2 separate regions of the Mus musculus genome follow, and region 2 is linked to region 1. The links are chromatin loops, found by intact Hi-C in ENCODE. Cell type or tissue: left cerebral cortex. All regions are shown on one strand. Links, peaks and the distances in the headings refer to the core of each region. The heading gives the core; the rest is flanking DNA. Region 1 has its middle 140 kb from the start of Gm52614. Region 2 overlaps Snx7 (sorting nexin 7).

Region 1 (11,048 bases), core at 1,727-9,726:
TCGGGATCAGGGTTGGAGAAGGAGAGGAGAGATGGCTAGATAGCCATGAAAATGAATTGAAATCTGCAAATGATGGGGAAGAGGAGGTAGGGGGACATATCCAGGTGGAGACAGAGAACTGGGATAAGGGAGAAACCTAGGAATTTATGGGTGTGATAGCTGTGAGTCACTACATTGGGGATTTGGATCTTGAAGAGGCCATCTCTTGTAGCCAGACAGGAACCCCAGTGAAGCGACAGAGATACCAACCTACCCACAAAACTCTCAACCCCAAATTTATCCTGTCTTCAAGAAATGCAGGCACAAGGGATGGACCGGAGACTGAGGAAAAGGCCACCCAAAACCAGACCCAACATAAGACCTATCCCAAGGGCAAGCACCAGTCCCTAACACTTTTAATGATACTCTGTTACGTTTGCAGACAGGATCATGGTGTCATCTGAGAGGCTCCACCCAGAAGCTGACTCAGACAGATATAGTCACCCACAGCCAAACAGTGGATGGAGGTTGAAGAATAGGAGAAAGGATTGCAGGGCCTGCCCGAAGGCAATAGGAACTCCACAGGAAGACCAGCAGAGTCAAAAAACCTGGATCCTTGATTCTCTCAGAGACTGAACCACCAAACAAAGAATACACTGAGTCTAGGCCTTCCCACACATATGATCAGACTGAAACTTGACCTTCATGTGGGTTCCAAACAAATGGAAATGGGGCCATCTCAAAAGCTGTTGCCTGTGTTAGGGATATGTTCTTCTAGCTGGGCTGCCTTGTCTGGCATCAACGAGAGTAGAAGTGCCTAGTCTCGAAGACACTTGAAGTGCCCAAAGGTGGGGTGTACTCAGGGGGTCCCGACCCACTCAGAGAAGGGGAGGAGGATGGGAAAAGGGTGACAGGGAGGGAGCCAGTAAGAGGGATGTACAATGAATAAGTAAAAGAAATAAATTTAATTTACCCAAAAGGAAAACTGTGAAGGCAGTGGCATGAAATGTGATTATTATAAAATTGTTATGACAATCTCTGCAGTGCTTTGTGTTAGTGGCCTCTCCTTAGATAGGATGAATGTTTCAATTTTTTTGAGATAAATTGCCAGGTACAGTGCTCCTGAAAGTTATAATAATTTTGGCTTTTTATTTTCCTGTTAATAGACTGAGAATTTATTTTGAAATTTTAAATTTTGTGCTTGTAATTTATGACTTGTGATCTAGAATTTTACTGTTGTTTAAAGATCTTCCTTCTTTTACCTGGAAGCATTACCTTTTCATTAAATGTTTCGGGTCACTTTGTTTGGCTGTGTCTTTATTTTCTGGACCCACATCTTCTTAAATACTTCAGATTTCGTTGTTTAAGGGGCAAAAGTTTTTACAAAGTTAGACTACCATCATTTGGCCTAGTAACCATTTCATGCAAATTTGATTTTTTTTCCCTCTAAGTGCTTGGCACCGGGATTAAATTCAATATGTCTACTCTCAGCTTTTCTTTTGATATCATTAATCTTTTAGCTAAATTGTAATGTTAGAATTTTTATTCAAACATTTTAATGAAACAACTCGGTAGCTTTAGATTTTTTTTTTTTAATGCTGGTTGACATCAGGTGCTTCTACATTAAAACAATAAAAATAAAATACAGAAATTTCTGATTTTAAGTATTATATGCTCATGAACCTTCATAATATTTGCTGATGAAATTGCATATGCCTTATTTTTGTATTATTGTTGTAGCAGTAGAACACAATTCTCAACTCAAAAGGGGAAGGAGTTTATTCTAAAGCCAAATTATTATGGACCGTGACTCATGAGAAAGCTTTAAATTATCAGAAATTCTAAAGCTGAAGTGGTTTCATGTTTTATAAACCAAGACACTCTCCAAATACATCGATAGAAGAATTCTGTAGGTGGGTCAAAATAAAGCAGGAATCCTACAGATGCTCTCTAGTGACACTCTTAGCCTCTCTGTGGAACGTTAGAAAAGCCTACTAAGTAAATGTACTCAAAGGATGTTGGCAGTTATAGAGTTATAACTGCTAGATCAGACACAGACAAGGAACTCTTATATTTGAGATTACTTAAACAGATTCACATTTTCGATGTCTAAAACATACAAGAATAAGAATTCAGTCATATTTAATAAATGAATGCACTTCATCTAGATGTAAAGTTTGCATGCTAGGAAAGCTATTGACTTGATTTTAGGTCTCCCACATGCTCCTTGTTGGAATGTTTCTGGCTGTTCAAGAGACATAGCATACAACAATGTAGTGTGTTATTAGTCAGCAGACATGCATTTGCATTAGTTTGGCATACCTAGGCTGTTACCGTGCATCATAAGCTTTAGGAATTAAGTATTTTTGAAAGTGAAATACTAGTGGTATTTTAAAATATTTTTAAACCACAACCACACTTTGCCCCAGTGCATGGTCCTAGAACATAGTAAATTGTGGTAAACTTCAGGTAGATGGGTGGCATTATGATTTCGATCTGATCTGTCCTCCAATTTCCCTAAGCTAACAGCTTCTTCACCAAACATGGAGATAGCAAGAATGATGCCACATTTAGGAGGTAGGGCCTAGCAGAAGAAAATGAGTTTCCTAGAGGAAGTCCTATTAAAGAATAATAGAGCCCTGGTCCCTAATTCTCCTTTCACTTTCTGGTCATCATGAAATAGTAGCTCTGTTCATCTATGTGCTTATTGCTATGATGTTAGGCTCAAAGCATCAGGACCAAGTGACCATAGACCAAAACGTCTAACATGACATATGATAAACTGCTATTCCTTTTAGTTGATGTTTGTACCAGCTAAAGGAAAAGGTTCTTGTGAAGTCATATTGGCCCAGTCCAGAGGAAGGTGGTCATCAGGTACTAGAACAAAGAACAACTTCACACACACAGGGGGTTTTCTTGATAAGATCAAAGAACAGGTCTTAGAAGTAAAGGGTGAACAAACATTTGATTACCAAGAAAGTCTGCTAATCTCTTGATAAATCAATGTCAGAGTCTTCACGTATCTTTCTGGGCCAATGATGTACAAGCATGGAGTGCTTGGGCACTAGGAGAAAGGTGTGAAAGGTGGGATCCTCATGTATCTTGAGTGATGTTCTATTGTGCCGAGACATTAATAAAGGTAGATTCCCAAGTCCCTTCATTTCTTCTCCCTGGAACATTTTGCCTATTCCTAGCTTGAATTTGCTTTACTTTCTCAGCTGCAATTGTTAAGCCTGAGTCACCACCCTTGATACGTCCTTAATGCCTGCAGTCATAGATGAGAGTCCACTGCTATCTGGTACTCTAACATGGTAGTCACTTAGATACCATCCTTCACCATCATTCTGGAAAACTGCAACTTCTTTCTCTGTTCTGCTGGGCAATGAACCTTTTCAAGATGGGATTTACATCTATTTCACCATGTAGGCACAGTGAAGGAATATGAAGGCACTTTGTTAAAAGGGAAAATTTAAAGGAATAAACATGTCACTTATTTTTCTAATAACTCTTTGCTCTCTAATATGTAACAGAATAGAAAATGAAGCACTGGTAAGAAAATTAACTAGGGATTTTCTGTCACTCCTCTGTCATGCATAGTTGGATGGTTCTTCAAACACAAACTTAAAATAAGAATTGTCTTTTCTATCTCACAGGAGCATTGTATGGGTCACTTGAGACAATTCTGTGAAGTGTGTTGTAAAAAATTCTGTGTACCAGGCATGTTATTATCACTGGAGGGGGGCATCAATGGCATAAAACAAATTGCATTGAAATTCATCTCCAGAAGAAACAAATACAAAATGATACTTCAATTTCATTTAATGTTGAACATGAGTTTGGTGATCAGTTTTACTGCACATCATCAATACATGGTTACTCAGCAAATGCTGGAATCACAACTTAATTCCTTGAATTAAAAACATTAGAATTTTGGGAGAAAGTGCAGGAGGCCTGGCATTGTTAAATAGATTTGATTAAAGAAGAGTCCTTTATGAATATTTTCTTTTTTCACAGATTGCAGTCTTTGGAAGGCACTTGTTCAAAGCACATTCTTGAATTTTACAGTAGGTGTAGGGAGGCTTTTAAGACAAAGCCACAAAGTTAACAAGTTGGGTTTTTTTTCCCTGTTTTTGGTTTTTGTTTTCTTATTTTGCTCTTTCTTGAAGATTTTTCTTCTCTTAAGGTATACGTTTACCTGCTGCTTTCATTCATCAACTTTTTAAAAAGTGACAGGATGGACAAGATAAATACATATTGCAAGAGGACTCTATTAGACTAGCTTACAGGATACAAGCTGGGTAGTTCAACAATATCCATGCCAGGGATGTTGGGAATTCTACGTCTGCTCCACCCAAAACTAGATGCCTCAATGGTCGCAGTCTGGTTCTGAGACCCCATAGGATTCCTGGAGAGTCATTTGCTTGCTGGGTTCTGACTGCAGTAATAGCTGGAGCAGCAGCAGCAGCAATGGGTTAAATGAACCCACCAGCAGGAAAGGGAAATAAGCAAGCAGATAGCTCTCTTTTCCCTGGGACCTGTTCATATATCTGGGCTGCTGCAAGTAGAAGATACTGGCCCAGTTAAGCTTCCCTGATAATTCTATGAAAGAGCCATTCAGAGGGATGCCTCTTATTTGATTCTGGATCCAACTGAGTTGGCAATCCTCCGTGGTTTCTTCACATCCCACTTGGCATTTCTGGGACTATTGACAAATCACACACTCAGCTTCATATTGTGAGCCTTGATAGTATAGTTTTCTTGCTTTCTCACTTAAGTGTGTCCTAAAATATTTTGAACTATCTCTTTATCCATTTTATACCTTTTCCTTCCAAAAAAGAAGAAGTTGACTTGGTTGTATGGCTAAAAAGTAGCTCCAAAGGGAGATAGAGAGGGAGAAGAAGAAAGAGGAGAGGAGAGGGGAGGGGAGTGGAGGTGAAGGGAGAGGAGGGGAGGGGAAGGGAGAGGAGGGGATAGGAGGGAGAAGAAGGGAGGGGAGGGGAGAGGAGAAGCAGAGAGGTTCATGACACAAAAACTTTTGTAATCAGTAGGTCTGAAGTCTAAGCTGTTAGTGGTGTGGGTGGTGTGGGTGTAGGGTTGGCTGAGGGTGCCAGAGATGCAGCAGTGAGTCTTCTCACAGTGAGTCTTCACAGCTCCACATGAAGTGTTAAGACGGAGTAGACAGAATCCTCAGCAGCCAGAAAAGCAGAATCATTTCTGGGCTATTTATAGACAAAGATTGTTCTGTCATTGGGAACACATTTGAAACTAAGCTCTTTTCTGAGGCTTGTTCCTGTCCTTTGGCTCTCCCCAGGGTGACTGCTTTCCTTCCAGAACTTATACTTTATAGATTTCTATATCAGAACCTAAAAAGAATGTGAAATAATCCTGATATTGCTGTCCTTTCTAGAGTTTTCTCTTCCTTTCCCAAGTTCTCTCCACTATATGTTAACTCCACGTTATCACATCCGCAGTCATAACAGCCTTAGGCCTGAGGATGTCATGCCTGGCTTACTGTTACTTTAACAATCTTTCTCTTGTAACTGTGCATGTTGCCAACACTCATGGAAGTTACTTTTTCAAATCCTAACATTTGTTTCTTTATGTGATCTTCTCTGGCATCATTTTTTCTCTCCTAAACTATTTCTGACATTCATTCCATTTCAATCAAAAACAGCTAGTAACCAAAATTCCTCCATAAGCCTAAATCTAAGCACAGTGGCTTCTCCTAGCATCCTTCATCTTCTCTGTGCCCTTTTACTAAGATCTTGATGAGATCTTTCAACTTGTTTATGAATTTAAACCCCTTAATTATAATTATTTATCTTGTTTCTTCCCTTCTTCCCTACAATTCCACTGTCCATCTTAAGTTCTCCCTTTTATTGCATATATGTCAAAGCTCCACTATTGGCTATATCTAACTCTTTGCCTACTTCTACTTGGCACCTGCTCAGGTGAACATTTTTTGAGAAAACAAATCAGTTGAGTTGACTCACACACTCATAGTTAATCACTTTACCTTGGTTGTTAATACCATTCAATCCAAACACTCAATTCCCTGCTCCATTTATTCCCTGTTGTCGCAGATGACTCCTTCCCACCCCCTCTTTTTACCCTCACAAACTTCTGTTTCACCATCTTCATTCTTGGACTGATTAACCAATCAAAAGGACTTCTCAAGTTCTTCTCATTTGTAAACACCATGTGTTCCATCTGTTACAACAGGACTACCTATTCTTTTGTGTTAAATTCTCCCATCCTTTGCTACTTAAGGACACCATTTCAACCAATTATCAGTTTTTATACAAGAATTAGTAGCTGTTTCTTATTAAGTTTTCTTCACTGTATCCAAATGTCTCCCACCTTAAAAATATCACCCTTGACCAGACTTCCCTTATCAGATACTAGCCCATTTCTCTTCTTTACAAATTCTTTTGGTAAATCAAAATAGTTGCTTGCACACTGTTTTCTAGATTCTTCTTCTCTATAACTTATTACAGTCACATTCACAACCTCTCATTTCACCACAACTGGGCTTTTTCAATTCAACAGTTGGCATGTCCTAAATCAATGGTCGTTTTTAAGGTTTATTTTTTTTTCTATGGAACCAACAAGCAGAATTAAGAAAGCTGGTCTTTCTGCTCCGGGAAGTGCCACTTGACACCTTGAGTACTACATTCTTTACCCTACTAACTCACGAACCAGCAAAAAAAAAAAAAAAAAAAAAAAAAAAGGTACAAGAAGGTACTATGAAGTAGAAAATTAATGGTTCTTTGGAGAGTCAGTTGTGTTAGATGGTGTTTTACTAGGGCAAACACTTGAAGGAGTGTTTTCCTGCAGAGGACACTGGTGTGAATGGGTACTGCAGACTTGTGAAGGAAATTTTCAATGAAGCAGACACAGGAAAGAGGATGTTCTACTAAAGCAAACACGTGAAAGGACACCCGATGAAGGATTCTTTGCTAACATCAGGCATGTATTGGTCTGCCTTACATTGCATAGTTGAATTCCATTTGTCACACCTTGGAGAACTTGGGCTGATTGGATGTGTATGCTGAGGCAAGACACATGTGATGAGGCTCAGGACAAGAGATGTTTTGAGGGTATAAATAGGAATCAACTGAGTGATAGAGAGAGCTTTGCTGAGGGAGGCACAGTGGAGAACGTCTTCTGATGTCCTTCCTGGTCCCTCCTGCTAACTCAAGTCAAGGCTGATGCCTAGTTGTCCATGTCACCACTGTTACTAACCCAACTCTAACAAACTGGACTGTTGGTGTATCCTCCATCCATGAAATGTTTGCGAGTGGATGGAGCTGTCTCTGCCTGCTAACCTGTGAACTAAACTGCCAATTTCCAGACTACACAGATGGGAGTTGCTCCAAAGAACCTTTATAAACAGGTCCACTTCCCCATATCCTTTCTTTTCCACTACTTTTGGTTGGTGGTGGGCTATAAGGAAGGTTACAATGTTTAAGAACCATCATTAAAAATAGGATTTGGAAAAATTAAAGTTACAGTACTATAACATTAAAGTGAAATTGTGGGCTTTTATATTCTTTTAGTATTTTTTTATTATTATTTTAAGCACCTAAAAGTTGTCTTATTCAGTTACATATATTTAAGTCTTTTTGTAATCTACTGAATGATCTGGCACATTGGTCAACACAAGTTGGACTCCATGGTTTATTGTTGTCTAGTATTTATTTTTGGTTTTGTTTTTGAGAGACAAAAAGCCATGAAGTTGGGTGGGTAGAGAATAGAGAAGATCTGGGAAGAGTTAGAGGAGTAGAAAGAATATTATAAAAATATATGAAATTTTCTTACAATAAATGCAAACATAGAAATGAGCATGGGAAGTGTTGGGGGATGGAAATGAATTGGAAGGAATTGAATGGAAAACTGTTTGATCACTGTACATAATACACGTTTAGAAATTTTCAAGTGAACAAAAACAAAACCCACTTCAAAACTCAGTGGTATGTTTGATGGATATCAGAACAGATACATAAGAATTTGGTTTATACTTTAGGATATATCATCTCCTTTCTTTTCATTTTAGCAGAAACACATCCTTATAAATAGCATTCAACAGAGTCCTCCCTCTTTTTTGGTTTGACAATCATTACTCTTCAAATAAAGTGATCTAGTCTCTTGAGTGAGGTGTGTGAGTGTGTGTGTGTGTGTGTGTGTGTGTGTGTGTGTGTGTGTGTGTAGGGGGGTAGTTTGGAGTTCACAAATCTATGTGGGTGTATTTGAGGCTATGAGTAACTTCATAGCCTTATGGTTTGAAGAGGGGACTCTCATTGAACTCGAACCAGGGCTAACATGACTGACTTATAAACTTCAGGAATCAACACAGATGGTTGTAAATACACATCACATATCCAGAATATTTTCCTGTGCTTCTGTGTTCAACTCTCTTCACTCTCACCTCCATGAAACTATTTATATACTTTCTGTGACAATAAAACATTTTGCATTTTCTATAATCTGACTTAAATAAAATATAGAGGATGATTTATTTTTACTTGATTTCTTTCTCTTAGCATAATAATTTTCATGTTAATTTAGGCTGTGTGTTTTGATACTTTGAGTTATCATCCATTGAATAGATCTACAACAAGTGCTTTTTATCTGATTTAGTTTAGTTTCACGTCTAAATGTTGATAGCCACTTGGAATGTATCTGGTTTTAGACTATGGCAAATAAAACTCCCCAATCACTCTCATTATCTTGGAGAGGACACCTATCTTAGTGTCTCTGGAGTAGATGGGGGGAAGGGACTAGATAGCTAGGTACAAGGTGAATGCATATGTTTTTATATTTATATTTGTATTTGTATTTATATTTATATTTATATTTATATTTATATTTACACTGCTGAATGGTTGCACCAAGTCAGGCAGTAGTTTTGTTTTCTTGGCAATGATGAACAGCTCTACTTATCTCACTACTACGTGAAATACTGTTTTTTTTGTTAAGCTTTTGTCATTTAAGTGTAAAGTATTCTAATGAGTGTTTAGAATGTCTCACTGTGGTTTTAATTTGCATTTACTTAATTCCTAAGGAGCTGTAACATTTCTTTCTGTGCTGATTTGCCATTCTCAGATCGTCTTTGATTACTGAGATGTCTATTCAAACCATTTGTAGATTTTAATTGGGTAGCTTGTATCGTTCAGTTGTATTGAATCTGTATTACATTTTGCATGGAAGGCTTTTCCTTAGATAAGTATCCTAAAGATTTTCTCCCAGCTCTGTATTGACCCTTCATTTCCTTAAGGACACCTTTCAAAAAGTAAACAGAGTAGCAGAGACCAAGACCTATGCATGCCTTGCCTGAAGTTACCCAGCTCACATGTGTCAGGTCTGTAACTTAAGTTTAAGTCTGTTTATTTTTCACACCAGAGGTCTTACTTATTATGTCATCTTTCTAAAAAAAATAAAATAATGAATCTATATCAACACATAATGTTAATGAGTGTCTACCGCTTTGCACATTCGTTTCTTGAGAATTAGTCTAATGAACAAAACATGGCTTCTGCGCACCTTCAATCAAAGACAAATACGGGAAGAAAAGAAGGCCACAGCATGATGATGACATCATCGTAATGCACTGCACTGAAGCTGAAGAGCACAGAGCAGACTAAGATTTTTTATGTGGTGCTTCTGAGAAGATGACCAATAAAAGGATAACCCTCTTCAGCATGAACCTGACATTCAAAAAGCTGTGGGAATCATTGTTGTGCTGGGTTGCTCTAGGTCAACCTAACAAAACGTGAAATCATATCAGAGGAGTTAAGGAATTGCCTGCCTTTGATCAGGCTGTAAGCAAGCCTGTAGGATGTTTTCTTAATTAGTGATTGATGTGGGAGGACTCAGCCCCTGGTGGGTGGTACTTCCCATTGGATGGTGGTTCATGATGCTTTAAGAAAGCTGATGGAGGAAGTCATGTGCAGCAAACCAGTAAGCAGCATTCCTCCATAGGCTCTACTACAGCTCCTGCCTATGTTTCTGCTTGGTTTGAGGTCCTGGTTTGGCTTCCCTCAATGGACTGCAATTCATGATATTTAAGCCACATAGACACTTTCCTCCAAGGAGGAGAGGAAAGAATTTTGGTTATGGTGTTTCATTCTAGCAATAGAAACCCTAACTAATACCCTAACCCTAACTAACCCTAATTCTGTACAATTGGAAGTAAAGGTTATATTCCTGGGAAAGTAGCAGAATTTCCATTTTTAATATGTTCTGAGATCTAATTGTGTGACTCTTTACATAGACTTTATCCTCTAAGCCTCCTTGAATATTTATCTCAGCACAATAAAACTATGCTTTTAAAATATTTATTTGGGCAACTGTGAGAGTTATGGAAAATGAGTATGATGTAAGGACAACCTACTATAACTGGACAACAGAGATTAAACTGACAAGCTAATTAGGTAGAATGAAAGGCCTGGATTTATGAGATAATTTTAAAAGAATAATGAATAGCTCAAATACAGAGCACATAACATGCTAACCAAGTACAGTGAGTGAGCCAAAGTGAAGTATCTATGAACTTACTAGCTGAAGAACTGCAGAGAAAAAAATAGTCCACCCATTGTGTATCTGAGACTCATTATCTGACAATATGCCTCAGGTGAGCAAGTGGCTCAAAAGCCATAAGCTGAAAAGAAAACATGATCTTTAATAACGAAAAGCATAGAAAACTCCAACATTAAAAACTGTATATGACCCACAGAAAAGCAAGGTTATTCTAATGTTATGCAACATTGTCAATTGTCATGTCTGCCTTAGGTATTGTATATGGCATAAGAACAGGCTATAATCACTATTAATCAGAGTACCTCATGACAAGCTGCCTGGGCCACACAGGCTGGTAAACTATGTAGTCTAACCTAGAGAGTCGAAGATCTTAAACAGCCAAAGGCTACATGTGTCTTGAGAAGAGAATCATCTTAGTTTTGGAAGCCAATGCTAACACATGGCATTTGGTATACAAGCTTATCTTATGTAACCTAAAACCATGTATAAAATCCATGTCAAGGATAAATTTGAAATCTTTTCATCAAAAT
Region 2 (11,048 bases), core at 1,090-9,089, 120 kb before region 1:
TCTAAGCCACATAGTCCATCTTTAGTAGATGCTAGCTGATTCTGTAACTCAGAGCTAGCCTTGCATTGAGAATCGACTAAGTGAAGCAGTCAATGTAAAACATTTAGCCATTGGTAGTAAGTGGTCAGTAACTGCCATCTACCCACTAGTAAGTAGAAAAGTGCATGTGGACTGGATTTGTATTTATCCAAAGGGAGTCTGAGCTTCTTAAGGAAAGTGTGTGTGTGTGTGTGTGTGTGTGTGTGTGTGTGTGTGTGTGTTTTATTTTCATGTACAGTCATGGTTTGTCTATGTATATGTCTGTGAGGGTATTTGATCCTGGGTTGTGAGCTTCCATGCAGGGGCTAAGAATTGAACCCGGATCCTCTGGAAGAAGTTAAGATGCTGAGCCATCTCTCCAGCCCCTCAAGGAAGGTTTTTCCAAATACAATTCTTGGGATCCACTTAATTAAAAATCTAATCATTTTCTTGAATGAGTGAATGAAGTCTTTGTATTTTTGTGGTATCGAGAGGGGTTTCAGCAAGAGATCGTAGAGTTGAGTAGAGATTTCTTTTCTTGCTATGTGTCTTGGGCATTTTAATCAACCTCTTTTTTAATCAGTTTTTTAATTTTTAAATAAGGTGACAGCAGTAACTTTGAACACTTTTATAGAAACCTGAGTAGATTATTATAAGAATACTGTACAGAGCAGACCCAAGGCTCCTGCGGGTCCTCATCTAAGTGCCTGCCTTCACCCGATCTCTGAAACAGTTATTTCCCCATCATTTGACTCCTCAGAGATACTGGTTTTTGAAATGCCCATGAGATCTGATTTTGATCAGTGACATACCGTGAATCATCCATATTGACATTATATTTTAATCTACTTCATTTAAGTTAATTTAAGGTGGGTGGGCATGAGTGTGTGTGCACGTGTTGCCACCGCACATGTGGACGTTAGAGGGCAACTTGTGGTAGTGTTCCTTTCCTTCTTCCATGTGAGTCCGGGGATTGCACTCAGGTTGTGTGAGTTGGTGGCAGGGGTCTTTTCCTGCTTAAGCATCTTACTGTCTTCCTCCATCCTAGTTAAATGGGCCGCTTTTATAGTAGTGATGATAAGGATGCCATTAGGTGGCATCAGTGGGGGGACTCTGAGTGCACACTGTGTGTACCACAGTTTACACTGATGAATGACAATGACATTGGAATGTTTTCTTAACCAGCTGACATCAGTGGTGACTACACTTAGTGGCAATGCTTTAAACACATTCTACATACCTGGAAACAATTTAAGATTGTTCACATTATTACTTGTTCTCATTTTCTTCCATCATAAAATGAAACTCAGGAACTCTGCAACAGTTGTACAGCATAGTCATCAGCAGAGCCGCACTTAAGCATAAACTGTTTCCTTCCATACGTCTTTTTCCATTACAGTTTTACCTGCCTGCGTATGGATGTGGCAATTTGTCCTGTACATTATTATAAACTAAGTGACCTTTTCTATTATTACTTTTATCCTAGTATTTAAACTGTACACATATGCAGTAATATACATTACATATATAATTCTATAAACATCTACTATATATAGGATATATATCAAAATTATTTGTTGTTTGCTTATTATCAATCATGCAAGGATTTGTTCTATAAAGTATTTTTTTTTTTGTGAGTGCTAGTGTTGTTCAGATTCCTACATACTCAAGACTCTATCTCTGGCCAGGCCACACTTGATGGACAGAGATTTCTGCTTTCAAAATATAGATGATGATGGAGAATACAATGATGTTAATTACTGAATACTTGCTTAATTTTAAATTGTATGAAGGAAGAAACAAACTTGTCACAAACATGGGACATGTATGGATGGCTTCTCTGAGAAAGCCTTGCTTGATTTTATATAGAATCTCTAGCCCAGGCTGGCCATGAAATCACTAGCCAGCTAGGATGAGTTGAACATATGAGCCTATTGTGTGCACTTCTTGAGTGCTGCGATGACTTGTGTGCCCAAGCCTACCTGGTCTGTGCAATGCTGAGTATCATATCTCATGCAAGCTAGACATGAATTGAAATTCATCCTCAGCTCCAGTTTCAGCTTTATAATATTGCCATTCATGCATACTGAGGTCTATAAAGATGTAGACTATATATATGTATGTGTGTGTGTGTGTGTGTGTGTGTGTGTGTGTGTGTGTGTAGTCACCTGTACACACCAATTACCCTAGCTTGGAATCATTTAACAGTAATCCAGCTATAGAAGGGTGAGCCCCAGGACTCCCACATTCAAACATCTGTTTCATGAGAAAAGGACCTTTGTTACTGAGCCTGACATTCTTTTTCTTAACTTACTCTACATACTGCTCATTGCCCTCCTCTGAGTCATCTCCTCCCACCCTCATCCTGATTTCCCTCTCCTTCTTCTCTGAGAGGGTGGCCCATCCCTGGTATCTCTCTACCCTGGCACGTCAAGTCTCTGTGGGTCTGGGTGCATCCTTTCCCACTGAAGCCAGACAAGGCAGTCCAGCTAAAAGAACATTTCCCATAGACATGCAACAGCTTTTGGGATATCTCCCACTCCAGTTGTTCAGGACCCACATGAAGACCAAGCTGCACATCTGCTACATATGTGTGGAGGTCCTCAGTCTAGCCCATGTGTGCTCTTTGATTGGTAGTTCAGTCTCTGAGAGCACCAGTGGTCCAGGGTAGTTGACTCTGTTGGTATCCCTGTGGAGTTTCTATCCCTCTCTGGGCCCAAAATCCTTCCGTCAGTTCTTTTATAAAGTTCTGAGTTGATTGCTTGGACAAACTGCTTTGCCCTTTGGGCACATAGAGATTACGTTCCTTTAGGAATTGTGGAAATACATCTAAGAGAAGGTCTTTTCTCCCATATTATCATCGCGGAGCATATATACTGCCAGCTAGTATGCAGGCAGTAGCTGTTGTCCTCTACTAATGAATTGATTATTAAGATTCATTTATCCCAAAAGCAGTTTTGTAAATCTTCTGAGCTTAGCATACCTGCATTTGATGAGCAAATGCATATATAAATACATTTGCATATGCAAATGCTCCCATAGACACTTGCATTCCAGTTAGAAGCATTATTGATACTTGAAGCACATACTTTAGAACAGGCGTTCTTTCTGTCAGGCTCTGTCATCAAATTCAGTTCATCATATGGCTATAAGTGACCAAATATGACTACTCTATGTGGGATGGTGATTCCAAAGTCTACTGTAGGGAAATTACTCATTCTCTAAGCTGAAGTGACTCTATCTGCTTTGCTATTTGTATCCCACGCAGGAGGAGTATAAGGTCCTGAAGTAGAAAGAAAGAATATTCTTAGATTTGAACTCATTTTCTATTGTCTTCAATTGTTGTTATATGCCAAAAAATCCCTTTAAACCAGTGACAGAGTGAGGAGGACAGAATTAACTGATTCTTTGATTCGGTTTGGCATCTTCATGCTGGCATTTTCAACAGATTGCTTTGTGTTTACTAAAGACTTGGAGCGGGGCGTGGTGGTGCACTCCATTAATCCCAGCACTCGGGAGGCAGAGGCAGGCAGATTTCTGAGTTCAAGGCCTGCCTGGTCTACAAAATGAGTTCCAGGATAGCCAGGGATATACAGAGAAACCCTGTCTTGAAAAAAACCAAAAAAGAAAAAAAAAAAACTTGGAAGTGACTGAGAACGTACACAGCTGAATCACATTCTCGCTGACCATTGCTCGAAAGCTTCATTGGTGTTCATGGTCATACCAGTTTATTGCTGTGGAAGTGGTTCATGAACCTGTTTGTAGTGCCTGGTGCTCCGTCCGATAGAGAGTGACTAACTGATGATTTGTGTGTGTATATGCAAGAGTGATGCATATGCATACGTACATCCACATATCAGTCAGTGTGTATATATATTGTTCAACATGTTTTTACTGGATGTAGATCTTCTGTTCTTACTGTTTCCATATCATGTGTCATTTTGCAAAATGACTACATTTTTGAAGTGTTTTGTGAACATTTAGATCCCTAGGCTGCTGCAGCTGATGAACCCCCACCTTTTCCAACTGCAAAGAGAACGTTTACTAAGATAAACTGTATGATATTGTAAATATCAACTCTGTAGGGTGGTGTAATTCCACAAGCTTCTTAGCAATTTCTAAGCCATTAAAACTGTACCCTGTGACAGCTTAATTTTCAAGTGGTTCGCCCATGTCGGTAGTTGTTATTTTCTGGGATGGGAGCTATGTTTGCAATATTTTTTATTTTATTCCATCTTCACTCCTGCAGGAAAATCTCAACCTAAATATTACAGTATATAATTTTTAGCATGCAAAAAATCCAGTTAAGTGGTTATTTTCTCAGGAGATGTCATAGATGAATTCGAGGAGTGCTACTTTTCTTTTGGCCTGTGGTTTAAGCAGTAACTGTGAGGTCGATATGGAACCCATGGCCTTGCCACATGAGTTGGCACAGATTTTTGGTTCGCCAGGAAGAGCGGACCTAATATATTTGCTAAAATTTTAAGACTTTAAGCATAGAGCTCAAAATAAAATAAAATAAAATAAAACCCTCCCCCTGAGAAATAACAGGAATAAAAGATTTTTACATTAAATATCCATTAATTATATTCTTTTGGAAAAAGTGGCAAAATCACTCCAAAAAAAAATGTTGGAATTTTTACATACCAACAGCAGATTTTAGTGAAAGCAGCTCACTTGAACACGTTCCAAGAAAACAGTCTTCTCAGTTATATTCAGGTTATTTTCCAGATTTTTAAAAATAGAACTTTCCTCAAATTCTGAATTCTAATCATGTCAAGAAAAGAATAATGTTTGAAACCTACATTCAGAGCACACTTTCTAAGCGAGAAAAGCCACGCCAGAGCAATAGTACTCAAAAGCCTGCGGGAGCCAGATGGCTGTTGGAAGACAGATTTTTCAGTTTCGACTTTAGATTTAAGCATGGTGTTTGCTTTCTTTGTGGGAAAAAAAAAAAAAAAAAAAAAAAAAAAACCGGAAAGTTCGCTTAATTTCATCTGCTGCATGAATAGATGACTGGAAAAAGAAAATACAGGCTGACAAACACTGAATAATTAAGATTCAAGTTTTCTTAGAGACCTATTTTTTTTTCATAATATCTAAAATAGAATTAGGCAAATGTCTTCTGTCTTCCACTGCACGGGCTGCTATGTTTTCCTTCTTCTCTCAGACATCTCGTGGGGAGTTTGATTCCAGTGAATTTGAAGTCAGGCGACGTTATCAAGATTTCCTGTGGTTGAAGGGCAAACTTGAAGAAGCACACCCCACTCTCATTATTCCCGTGAGTTTATAAGGGTTTGTGGAGCTTGTTGTTTGTAATATAGCCATTGTGTTTTCTTGAGTATTTTAGAGTGTCTAAAACATAGTACCAAACATAATACTTTTAAATCCAATGATTTTTACTTAGGAACATTTATTTCTAAACTCTTTGATTTAACTGTAGCTTTTTAAATTATTATAACACGGAATGATATTTTATTTTTCCTGACTAGTTTTATGTTTTTAAATATATTGTACTTACTCGTTTGTTTATTGTGGAGGTAGCCTAAGGATGCTGTCATATATAAGAAAGGTCCCAAACTACTGGAGGGAGGGGGAATTCTCCTTCCACCAAGTGTATCCCCAAAGTTTGAGCTCTGGTCATCACCCTGATCAACAGGAATATTATTTTCTTGGGAAGTCATATTCCCAGCCTGGATTTCTTTTAAACTTATTTTTATAATAAATGATGAGGTGGTGTTCAACTGGTCTTCAGAATTTTTTGCAACCTGGTGTGCCATGTTATAGGCAAGATTCTGGGTTTTTTGGTTGTTTTTGTTTTGTTTTAATATAATTGCTATTTGTGTGTAAGCAAGCTCGTGTACGCAGGTCAGAGTACCACTTGTCGGATTCGTTTCTCTCCTTCCACCTTGTGGATTCTTGAGATCAACCTCAGGCTGTCAGAATTGATAGCATGTGCCTTTAGGTGCTGGGCCATCTCAAAGCTTTCTGATAGATGCTTTAAATAAATTTTATTTTATTTTTAAGTTGGTACAGAGAGCAGCAGGGTTCCTAGGAGCATTTGTATACATACATGGTGGTTCCCCACCACTCCTCTGTGACCTCTGTCCCCATACACCTTGTATCTGTCTCTGTCTCTCCTCTCCATCTTCCATCCTCCATTCTGAATCTGCTGCCATGGGCATGTGTTCTCACATAGTTGTTGCTTTTGTTTTTGGTCTCAGCCATTGCCAGAAAAGTTTATCGTCAAAGGCATGGTGGAACGTTTCAATGATGACTTCATTGAGACCCGCAGGAAGGCGCTGCACAAGTTTCTGAACAGGATCGCTGACCATCCCACTTTAACATTTAATGAGGATTTCAAGGTTTTCCTCACTGCACAGGCCGAGGTAAATGGTTCTGTTTTAAATTCAGCAGGCCCTTTAGTATCCATGTGTACCGCAGACTGCAGGCTCCCTCTTTCTCACCTTCACAAAGCAGGCAATGGTGTCCTGCCAGTGTTCTAGTGAAATGTTTTAGAAAATATTTGAGAATATTAGAAAATATTTTAGGTATAACCCTGATGGGTGGGTTGTCTGGTCAGTGAGGGTTACTCTTTGGTCACAAATGTGTTTTCATAAGACTTTTTGGAAAGAAAACCTGTGGGAAGACAGACAATAGCTTATTTCATGTTTGGATAAATGATGCATTGCTTATAAACCTGCACATCAGGAATTATTTTTATTCACAGACTATTTATCTCTTTCCCATGTGTTTTGCTCTCTAACTTTATTTGCTTAAGCACACTGTATTTCTCAAGGGATGATTTTCATGGCTGAATATCTGTTTTCTTTTTCATTTTTTTTCAATCTGTAGCTGTCTCTCCCATGTTAACTATGAAATAACTGGGTGCATGTCTTCTGAAAGAGCTCTCTGCAGACAGCCAGTCAGGGGAGGAGGTGTCCCAGCTTACTCACTCCAGACGACTTAAGAGTCTGGTTATAAACTAGAATGAGAACATGACGGAAGCAGGGTGTGCCCTGTGCAGAGCAGCGTGTGCCCTGTGCAGCAATGGAACCTCAGAAATGAGCTTGCTGTGATTCCCCACCCCATTGCTTAATTGCTCTCAGACCTTGAACAACTTATTCTCCTTACCATTGCCCCCATTTTCCTTTGTAAAGTAAGGAAAATAGTAGAAGTTATTGTGGGTTTATTGTCAGTTGTGTGTGTAAGACGGCACGGGTAGATACAGGAACACACCAAACTGTCAGTAAATATCATCTAGTATACTTGAAGAATTAATTAAGGTTTCCACTCTTATCAGTAGTAATGTGAGTCCCAAGAAATCCTCTCTGGATCATTTGTATATGGAATCTCTTTGCTAAAATGTAGATTGGGAACTGCACAGATGACTCAACGGTTAAGACCCTTGATATTCTTACAGAGGACCTGAGTCAGGACACTGGCAAGTGTCTCTAACTTTAGTTTCAGGGGACCCAACACCTTCTTTGACCTCTGAGGGCACTGCATGTCTGTGTACTATGCATACATACAGGCAAACACACACACATGCACATAAAATAAAAATAAATGGAAAAGATAGAGATTGCTTATTACAATCTTCTTAATCGCTGATCCCAGTGTTTTGTTTTAAAGATTTACGCTCTGTGGAAACACTGTCCACATGAGCACTTTGAAATGAACTATTATACAGTCGAATGGGGGTGTAAGAGGATGATACCCCCCCCACCACCACCAAATTCAGATGTTTCAAAAGTGAACGTTTTTAAAGACACACATGGAAGTGCGTTGTCTTTGTCTCTGTCGTTGCTTTGCTGCAGCTGGGAACGCTGCCGCTTGACTCGCAGCACTTATTTCACTTTCTGCTTCTAGGAACTGTCTTCCTATAAGAAGCAAGGCCCTGGCTTGCTGAGCAGGATGGGACAGACAGTCCGAGCAGTGGCATCTTCCATGCGAGGAGTGAAGAACCGGCCGGAGGAGTTCATGGAGATGAATAACTTCATTGAAACCTTCAGCCAGAAAATAAACTTAATAGATAAAATATCTCAGCGGATTTACAAGGAAGAAAGGGGTAGGTCATTAAAGGCTGAGCATACGATGTTCAGCCTCTTTCTCATCTGCACTTTGGTGTGTTGACACTGTTCGGATTTCACTTCCAAAAACTGTCTCATGCCCTGACATCCATTGACAACGGTTGAGGAACTGAGGAGTTGGCTCAGGCTGTAAGGTGCTTGGCCTTCTCTCAGATAGGAGGACTTGAGTCGGGTCTCCATCACCCATATAGAAACCTGGGTATCATGGCAGGTGTATGCATGCCCTGTGCTGGAGAGACAGAGGCAGGTAGCTCGCTGGGGTTCCTGGTTCAACAAGTCAGTTTGAATCCCTGAGCCTAATGTCACACTGAAGGACCCTTCTCCTAAAACCAAGTGGGTAGCTCCAGAGGGACAACACCCAAGGTTGTCTTCTGACTCCACCCCACACCTACACATGCATGCCTGAGCACCCGCTCACACAGAGAGACATATGTATACCCTTGCACACATACACACCCCTCCCACACATACATACTTTTTTTTATTTAAGGCATTTTTATTAGATATTTTCTTCATTTACATTTCAAATGCTATTCCCCAAAGCCCCCTATACCCTTCCCACACCCTGCTCCCCAACCCACCCACTCCCACTTCCTGGCCCTGGCATTCCCCTGTACTGGGGCATATGGTCTTCATAATACCAAGGGCCTCTCTTCCCATTGATGGCCAACTAGGCTATCCTCTGCTACATAAGCAACTATAGACACAGCTCTGGGTGGGGGGTGGTACTGGTTAGTTCATATTGTTGTTCATCCTATAAGGTTGCAGACCCCTTTAGCTCCTTAGGTGCTTTCTCTAGCTTCTGTGTTCCATCCAATAGACACACTGTTGTCCTTAGTGATGGTGCTTATGTAGTCATGGCCAGTCTCCATTTGGTTTTATGGAGTTCTAGGTGTTCTAGCTTCTATGTGTCGATCATGACATGACTGCAGTGCCAGTCCTAAGCTGGAGATTTAGTTTATGAAGTTGGTGTCATTCAACATGGATTGTTTCTCAAAAAATCAAAGAATGGCATTTCAGGAATTGAATTCCAATATTTTACTGCAATATTTTACTGGTGGTTGGGAGAGGGATGTGTTAAGTCATGAAGACTTACATCTTGAAAAAAATGGTGGTCTTTCCTGTTCTCTATCTGCCTTTAAAAACAATCATGCTAATCCTTAGTCTTTAATGATTCTACTCCAATTGCTTATTGATATTTATTTTCTAATTTCAAAATTATAAAGAGATGGGAGAGCCAGCAAACATGTTTTAAATATTTGTTGGTACTGAGGAGGCCCCACTTATAAGCAGAAGTCACTCTGCTGGCGCCTCATTTGTAAATCTGTAACTTTTCTATACTCATCACTGAACTGGACATTTTATTTTATTTCTAGTGTATACTATGTAGTTAGCAGCCATATGATAGAAAAAGAGACCGACTCCATGAAGGTGTCCTCTGACCTCCATGTACAAACTGTAGTCCATCTGCTACGCTTCTCCCCAAATCTATACAGAAATGCATGTAGAAGGGAAAAAAGGGAGATTGGAAGTAGGAGAGGGCTCAGTGGTTAAAGTACATGCTGTGGAGCCATGAAAAATAGAGTTGGAATCTCCAGGAATCGTGTCAATTCTGGGCCCAAGGCATGCGTCTGTTACCCCACAGCTGAGCAGTAGAGGGGTGATCCCAGAGGCTCCCTGGCCAGTCAGCCTATACCAGAAATAGGGGAGCTCTAGCATCACATGCCTAAAAATAAAAGGTGAAAAGCTAAAGAAAGAGACACCAAAGGTAAACCACTAGCCTCCATGTGCAGACACATGGATGAACACACTCATATACATGATTGTATGCATACATACAAGCATACATACATACATAAACATACAGAGAATTAATAATGAAAAATAATTTAAATATAAAACAGAAATGTTTGTTTTCTTAAAACCACAGAATTATTTTCCTAAATGTAATACAGTCTTTGCTTTGTAGTGTCTCAATGCAGTGTAATGATTGGGTTTGATCCTCCTTACAGTTGTTATTTTCCCTCCCTTCCTCCCTTCCTCCCTCCCTCCCTCCCTCCCTCCCTCCCTCCCTCCCTCCCTCCCTCCCTCCCTCTTTCTTTCTTTCTTTCTTTCTTTCTTTCTTTCTTTCTTTCTTTCTTTCTTTCTTTTTTTCTTTCTTTCTTTCTTTCTTCCTCTCTTTCTCCCTTTCTCCCTTTCTCCCTTTCCTTCTCCTTTTTGCTTTCCTTTTCCTTTTGTGGCCTCTCCCTTTTTTCTCTTTGCATGGAGTCTCAATATGAACTCCATCTAGCCTCCCACATGCTAGAATGTCAAGTGTGCACCAACACCACTGCCTTACGGTTTTCCTTATTCTCGGGAAGCTAATTAGTTAAGTAGGTTCTGGGACTCCAGTTCTGTGAAGCAGATTCCTTATGCCCAGTTAGACTGGGCAGCAATTCAAAGCATGCTATGGAAACTGCTGGCCCCCTAAGAGCCACAAAGATGCCCATAAGCTTTGAAAACAAGAGCTCAGATTTAGCAAGTCTGTAAGATCTGAGCTTTCTATACAAAGAGTGAAGCCGTTAAAGACCTTCTTGCCCAACCTCGGAGACTTCTCATTATATAAGATCAGGAGGATATCAGAGAAATTGGGGAAGGGGAAATCATGATTAAGCTATGCTGCATGAGAAACACTAAAAAAAAAAAATAAAGAAGATGCTAAGCATCCTTAACAGAGCTGGAGACAGGATTCCATTCAACATATTAGAGATTCCATTGGGAATTTTGAAATCTAACCGGTGCAGGGCATACAGATCCATATCAGGAAACTAGTTTGAGAGTGGTAACTTGTGAGCCCTTTTGATCATTTTCATTCTAAATCATTTCATTTTGATCATTTAAAAAATAAAGCTTGGTTTCCTTTTCTTTTCTGTTTCCCAATTTATTAAATTTATTCTT

What was found. Hi-C counts contacts between places; a loop is a spot of excess contacts. Peaks named below come from ENCODE experiments on the same cell type or tissue, not always from the same donor. Only the 100,000 strongest peaks of a DNase experiment are listed, where the experiment ranks them.
Region 2: it touches region 1 in a loop (2.1-fold over the local background); 2 of 42 quality-filtered maps call a loop at or near these places.

What each region holds. Positions count from the first base shown.
Region 1 is chr3:117,711,151-117,722,198 of GRCm38, reverse strand. No RefSeq gene overlaps it. Among named protein-coding and RNA genes, the nearest start is that of Gm52614, 140 kb to the left of the region's middle. In left cerebral cortex, for the core only: no CTCF peak of the experiment used is centred there; DNase peaks (open chromatin) are centred at 4,648 and 5,114; H3K27ac peaks cover 977 bases.
Region 2 is chr3:117,834,179-117,845,226 of GRCm38, reverse strand. It overlaps Snx7 (sorting nexin 7), which reads left to right. Exons shown (of 9, transcript NM_029655.3): 3 at 5,189-5,299; 4 at 6,243-6,407; 5 at 7,891-8,089. Among named protein-coding and RNA genes, the nearest start is that of Gm52614, 16 kb to the left of the region's middle. In left cerebral cortex, for the core only: no CTCF peak of the experiment used is centred there; DNase peaks (open chromatin) are centred at 2,395, 4,881, 5,185 and 6,954.